Linked DNA regions of Homo sapiens: region 1 is linked to region 2. Evidence: read pairs that join two places in POLR2A ChIA-PET (ENCODE). Cell type or tissue: endothelial cell of umbilical vein. All regions are shown on one strand. Links, peaks and the distances in the headings refer to the core of each region. The heading gives the core; the rest is flanking DNA.

Evidence for each region. ChIA-PET counts read pairs that join two places held together with the same protein. Peaks named below come from ENCODE experiments on the same cell type or tissue, not always from the same donor. Only the 100,000 strongest peaks of a DNase experiment are listed, where the experiment ranks them.
Region 1: POLR2A ChIA-PET joins it to region 2 with 8 read pairs; 3 of 35 experiments call an interaction of 5 or more read pairs at or near these places.

What each region holds. Positions count from the first base shown.
Region 1 is chr12:24,920,255-24,923,068 of GRCh38, forward strand. All of the region lies in intron 1 of BCAT1 (branched chain amino acid transaminase 1), which reads right to left. Among named protein-coding and RNA genes, the nearest start is that of BCAT1, 27 kb to the right of the region's middle. In endothelial cell of umbilical vein, for the core only: no CTCF peak of the experiment used is centred there; DNase peaks (open chromatin) are centred at 1,587 and 2,117; H3K27ac peaks cover 1,820 bases.
Region 2 is chr12:24,852,385-24,855,198 of GRCh38, forward strand. All of the region lies in intron 5 of BCAT1 (branched chain amino acid transaminase 1), which reads right to left. Among named protein-coding and RNA genes, the nearest start is that of BCAT1-AS1, 34 kb to the left of the region's middle. In endothelial cell of umbilical vein, for the core only: no CTCF peak of the experiment used is centred there; DNase peaks (open chromatin) are centred at 347 and 1,407; H3K27ac peaks cover 2,500 bases.

The sequences.
Region 1 (2,814 bases), core at 160-2,659, 68 kb after region 2:
GGCATGTTTGGAAGCTGCGTTATTTATAATTTTAGAGAGAAGAATGAATCCACAGGAACTCCACCTCTCTGCAAACCGCACTCTGTGGCATGGCTTAATTAGAGGCCTGCTGCAGGGCTGAGAAGTAATGCTTGACCTTAGATGCTCCATAAATCCTCTTGGCAAACTGACCACTCCAGATTTTTATTTTTATTTTCATTTTTTATTTTTGGGGTAGCATATTTTATTTTTGGAGTGTTTCTACCACTATACTAAGAGGGGCTGTTTCCCGAAAAACTCTCAAACCATTTTTCCTCTGCTCTCACACAAAAACAATCAACACGGAAGACTTCTGGACCCCAAAATATATAGGGATTTCTCCCCAGCAGGAAGCAAGCAATCAGTTCTGCAGTGGACACAAGCTAGGTGTCCTCCAATTCAGCTCCAACACTGTCTACCCAGAGATAGCATCAGATCCACAAGTTGAGGGCTCAGTCCCACAAGAGCACCCCGTCCTTCCAACCAGTCATAAGTTCAGGTCTCTGGAACTGCTGACCAACAGGTTTCAAGTTGGGGTTGCCATGACCCCCTCTTCCGGTTTGATTAATTTGCTAGCGTGGTTCACAGAACTGAGGAAGACACTTACATCTACCAGTTTATCACTCAGGATATTTTTTAAAATACAAATAAAAGCCAATGAAGAGATACAAGGTCCAAGTCTGGAAGGGTTCTGAGCACAGGAGCTTTTGTCCTCGTGGAGTTGGGATGTGCCACCCTCCCAGCATGTGAATGAATTTTTGCTTACCTTCCCGTGACCCTCCACGTGTTCAGCACAGGAGGCTCACGGGAAGGTAAAAAACACTTCTTAGAAGCTCCCCAGTCCATTCCCTTTGGATTTTCATGGAGGCTTCATTACATAGGCATGACTGATTAAACCACTGGCCATTGGTGATCAACTTGACCAGCCCCACTCTGAAGCTATCAGTCAACACTAATATACAAAAAGACAGCACTTTGGAGATTCCAAGGATTTTTAGTACTTGTATGCCAGGAAACAGGAACAAAGACCACATATATGTATTTCACAATATCACAGGGACACTGGCTTTTTTTAGGCCTTTCCTCAGATCGCTAGAGCAGCATACAGGAAAACCAGTTTTCCACTAGGGTTCCTTAGATGTTCAGACTTGGTGTGATCCTCCAGTGAGTTAAAACATACCTCCTCCAAAAGTCTGATTCATTTATCTCTCTACTTAGAAAAAACTGCTATGGAAACTCTTTTTCACCAATGATGATGACATACATTTTTCCCAGTAATGTAAGCCCAATATATGCCAGTCTCAATTTACAAGACAGATACATCATAGGATCTTTGATACACATACCTAGGAAGATCTTTGAATTACTTAATAAAACATTCAGGAATATTCCCTCCACCCCAGAGCTGACAAGGAACAACAGTTATAGAAAAATAGTTGTAGAGGCAGTGAATATTTAAGATGGGTTGGTACCTTTTGTTTTAATAGCTTCCATTAGTCACAACTTGATAAACTGTAACATTCCTTTCTAAATCTGCTTCCTGCTCCTTCCTCACCTCTGTCATTTTCTGCAGCAGAATATGTAGTACACATTGGCTCTATAAATTGCCAGGTGCACATCAAAGGAAAGCATGAAAAAAATAGTAATGAAAAAGTAAACCTCCCAAAGGACTTCGTCGTTAGATAAGAAAACTAGCACACATGTGCACACATACACACATACACACACACATACACACTTTAATGAAAGAACTAGGGGTCCTGATAAGCTGGCACATAAACCTGTTGTTCCCATCAAATGAATAATCAAAGATTTGAGAGTTAATTTGAGTGACTGTGTCAGTATTATTCCAACAAAGACATGAGCACACACGCAAACACAAGATTGTTCCTTTTTTTTGAGACAGACTCTCATTACATTGTCCAGGCTGGAGTCCAGTGGCTATTGATAGACGTGATCATAGCGTACTACAGCCTTGAACTCCTAGGCTCAAGCGATCCACCTGCCTCAGTCCCCCAAGTAGCTGGGACTACAGGCATGTGCCACCTTGCCCAGCTACAAGATGGTTTTTACCTGAAGAGTTAATATGATCCGTAATAATAACCACCCACTGTATGACTCATCCTACATCCGGCCCCTAGTTTCACACATATTTCACCATATTTTTCATACTTAAAACAACCCTATAAGGTAGATATCATCATTATTATAGCAACCCATTTTACATATGAGAAAATTGGAAGCAGTTTGGTGATTCTCTAAGTTGATTCACAGGACTCAATACTTTCGACTATAATTTATTACAGGATAAAAATTATGGCCAGGCACAGTGGCCCAGGCCTATAATTCCAGCACTTTGGGAGGCCGAGGCAGGCGGATCACGAGGTCAGGAGATCAAGACCATCCTGGCCAACATGGTGAAACCCCGTCTCTACTAAAAATACAAAAATTAGCCGGTGTGGCAGCGCGCGCCTGTAGTCCCAGCTACTCGGGAGGCTGAGGCAGGAGAATTGCTTGAATCCAGGAGGCAGAGGCTGCAGTGAGCCGACATGGGGCCACTGAACTCCAGTCTGGGCAACAGAGTAAGACTCTGTCTCTCAAAAAAAAAAAAAAAAATTTACAAGGCAAAAATCAGCAAAAGGAAAAGGCACATGGGACAAAGGAAATCAGACATGTGCTTCCCAGAGTCCTCTCCCAGTGGAGTCACACAGGATGCACTTAACTCCTCCAGCAATGAGTTGTGATAATATGTGTAAAATATTACTTACTAGGGAATCTCATTAGACACTCAGTGCC
Region 2 (2,814 bases), core at 170-2,669:
TTCTGAATAGAATAGCTTATTTGTGGACAAACTAATAGCATTTTAATAGCTATCACAAAAATGGCTGGGACTTTTTTCACTCCAAACTAATGTATTTTATGCAAACTACATTATACTAAAAGAAGTAACAATAACGTGTTATGAAAATTTTTTCCTGAAATAAATTTCCCCTGGTTCATTTTCTTCTCCTGATTTTGACAGGTAAATTTGCATTTTATTCCACTAGGTGGTAGTATACAGAGCACAGATAGAAAATGGAATAATTCTGTACATTAAATCCATTTGTAGAAAAAAGGTCTTGATAAACCTCTAAGTAATATTTTTATTCTTAGCAAGCAGGTAAATTATAGACTATAACTTTTCAATGCTGAGAGAAAATGTGTTTATGTATACTAATACTTTATTTTCTGCAATTTAACCAAGGTCAATTCATGTTTTACAAGTACTTCAAGTACTGGTGTTGATCACAGACTAGTCACCTTCATCCTCAAATGATTACTTACACCAATTCATTGTCTTTTCATGAATAAAACTGTGATTTCACTGAAAATGGTCACAGTGCTTTAAGACAATGAATAAGATCTAACACTAGGCAGAAAGAGAGGAAGAGAGCTTTATGATTGGGTCTGTTTCTATGCTTAGGAGTCATTATTTTTTTCTATGTTTCAATTATCCCTTCTAGCCTGAAAAGCAATCTAAATTCTGTGCTACTGTTAAGAGTATTTTATTATGAACTGTTATACAAAAAAAGGTAACTGCACTCATATGTTTATCACAGCCCTGTCCACAACAACAAAGACATGGAATCAACCCAGGTGACCATCAATGGTGGACTGAATAAAGAAAATGTGATACATATAAACCATGGAATACTATGCAGCCATAAAAAAGAATGAACTCATGTCATTTGTAGCAACACAGCTGCAGCTGGAGTCTCTCTATCCTAAATGAATTAACACAGAAACAGAAAACCAAAATATCACACGTCCGCACTTATAAGTGAGAGCTAAGCATTAGGTACATATAGACACAAAGATGGGAACAATAAACACTAGGGATTCCAAAAGAGGGGGAGGGGAAAAGTGTTTAGAAATACTACCTATAGTGTACTACGTTCACTACTTGGGCAATGAGATCCTTAGAAGCTAAAATCTTTGTATCACAACATATACCCATGTAACAAACTTGCACATGTAACTCCTGACTCTCACATAAATTTTTTTTAATTAAAAAAAGTCAATTAACTTGTTTCACACAAGAGTATTTTATTATATAATATTAAACAACTACAAGCAAAATCCCACGATGATAAGTTCAGTCATCTGATTAAATAAAGCAAAAGCCACATAAATAATGAGAACATATGGATGACAATAGCTGATGAATTGTGTGAGTCAATTTCGATGAGTCACATTCCTTATAAACACTTTAACACTTTGGCTTTTTACTCTACTAGCTTCCTGGAATATTCAAATACATGAGGAATTAAAAGGGGCTTTAAAAAAAAACATGAAAAATGAGAAACATAAAATTTCAAATGCAGCATATTTAACTTCTCAAGAGACCACATTGACTTTGAAGCTGAAATGATGATGTGTTTAAAAAAATAAAGACTTTTTTTACTTCACGAGCTATACCTCACAAATACATGGCAAATACATATACAAGGGTTTTTAAATACATGGATATGTTGCATAGAAGGACAAGACACTGAGTGTGATGGAAAATAAAAAGACATGTCACAGAGAAAATCATCACTTTCCTCTGATCAGTCAGAAATTACTTTATCAAAAGGCAGGATTTCAGAGGTGATTTGAATGACGGCAGGAAAGAGCTCAGTGAGCTGAGAAGAGTACTATTAGCCTATGTTTTGGCCTAGAAGCCAGAGAGGCACAGCAGCATGTGCAGGCTTGAGAATAATTCTGCCTAGGCAAGGCAGATGAGAGGCAGAAGAAATAAGATAATTGGAAAAGACAGAAGAACATTTTTCCTAAAGCAAGACAATTTTTTTTTTAATTTGAAGAGTAGCCTGTTTTCTTTTTTAAAAAACTACTGCCAGTTGTTTTGAAAGAAGTTTAAATTGTTAAAGGGGAAAATAGTAAAGAATACTGGACTAAGGGGTGCTTCAAGGGAGAGCTCAGCGGTCCATACAGGGCTTGAATGCTGTGAGGGTCAGGAAAGCGAGGGCACTGAATTCATACTGTGTTTATATAGGAAAAGCTACTATAGCTGGCTTGCTGAAAGATCAAAAAATAATAATAACCCCCAATAGTATGCATTGCTTTTTGGCTCCAAAATATTTCACTGTCATTATCTCATACAACAGAACAATTCAAAAAGTTATAATTCCTATTTTTAGGTTGAGGAAACTGAGGCTTCAAACAATTTGCCCAAATGTCATGGTTATTAAGTTCTAGTTCTTCTCCTCTTAATCCAGAGTTATTTCATACTTTACCAAAGCTTGAAAAAAATATTAATAAAGTACCCAAGATCTCCTTACTTTAAGAGAGTTCCAACTGGTATCTAGCTTTCTTCCCGCTGAGCCTTCACCCATAGTGAGACACAGCGGGGATACCTCTTAGGGACCTGCTGAGTGCCCCCCGCCCCTGAGCATAAAAATAAAGGAACAGCTTGAGTTCCTTCAAGAGAAAGTCCAGTCATCCTGCTAGCCTTGAGAAGTAAATGAGCAACTCGATAAGCAAAAAGGGAAACAGTAGCTTAAAATAATCACCAAGGAGGTCAGAGTCAGAAGATGTTTGGTTTCCTATAGAAACTAAAGATAACATCTTAACAGATGTTCCAGAGTTGTTTTTC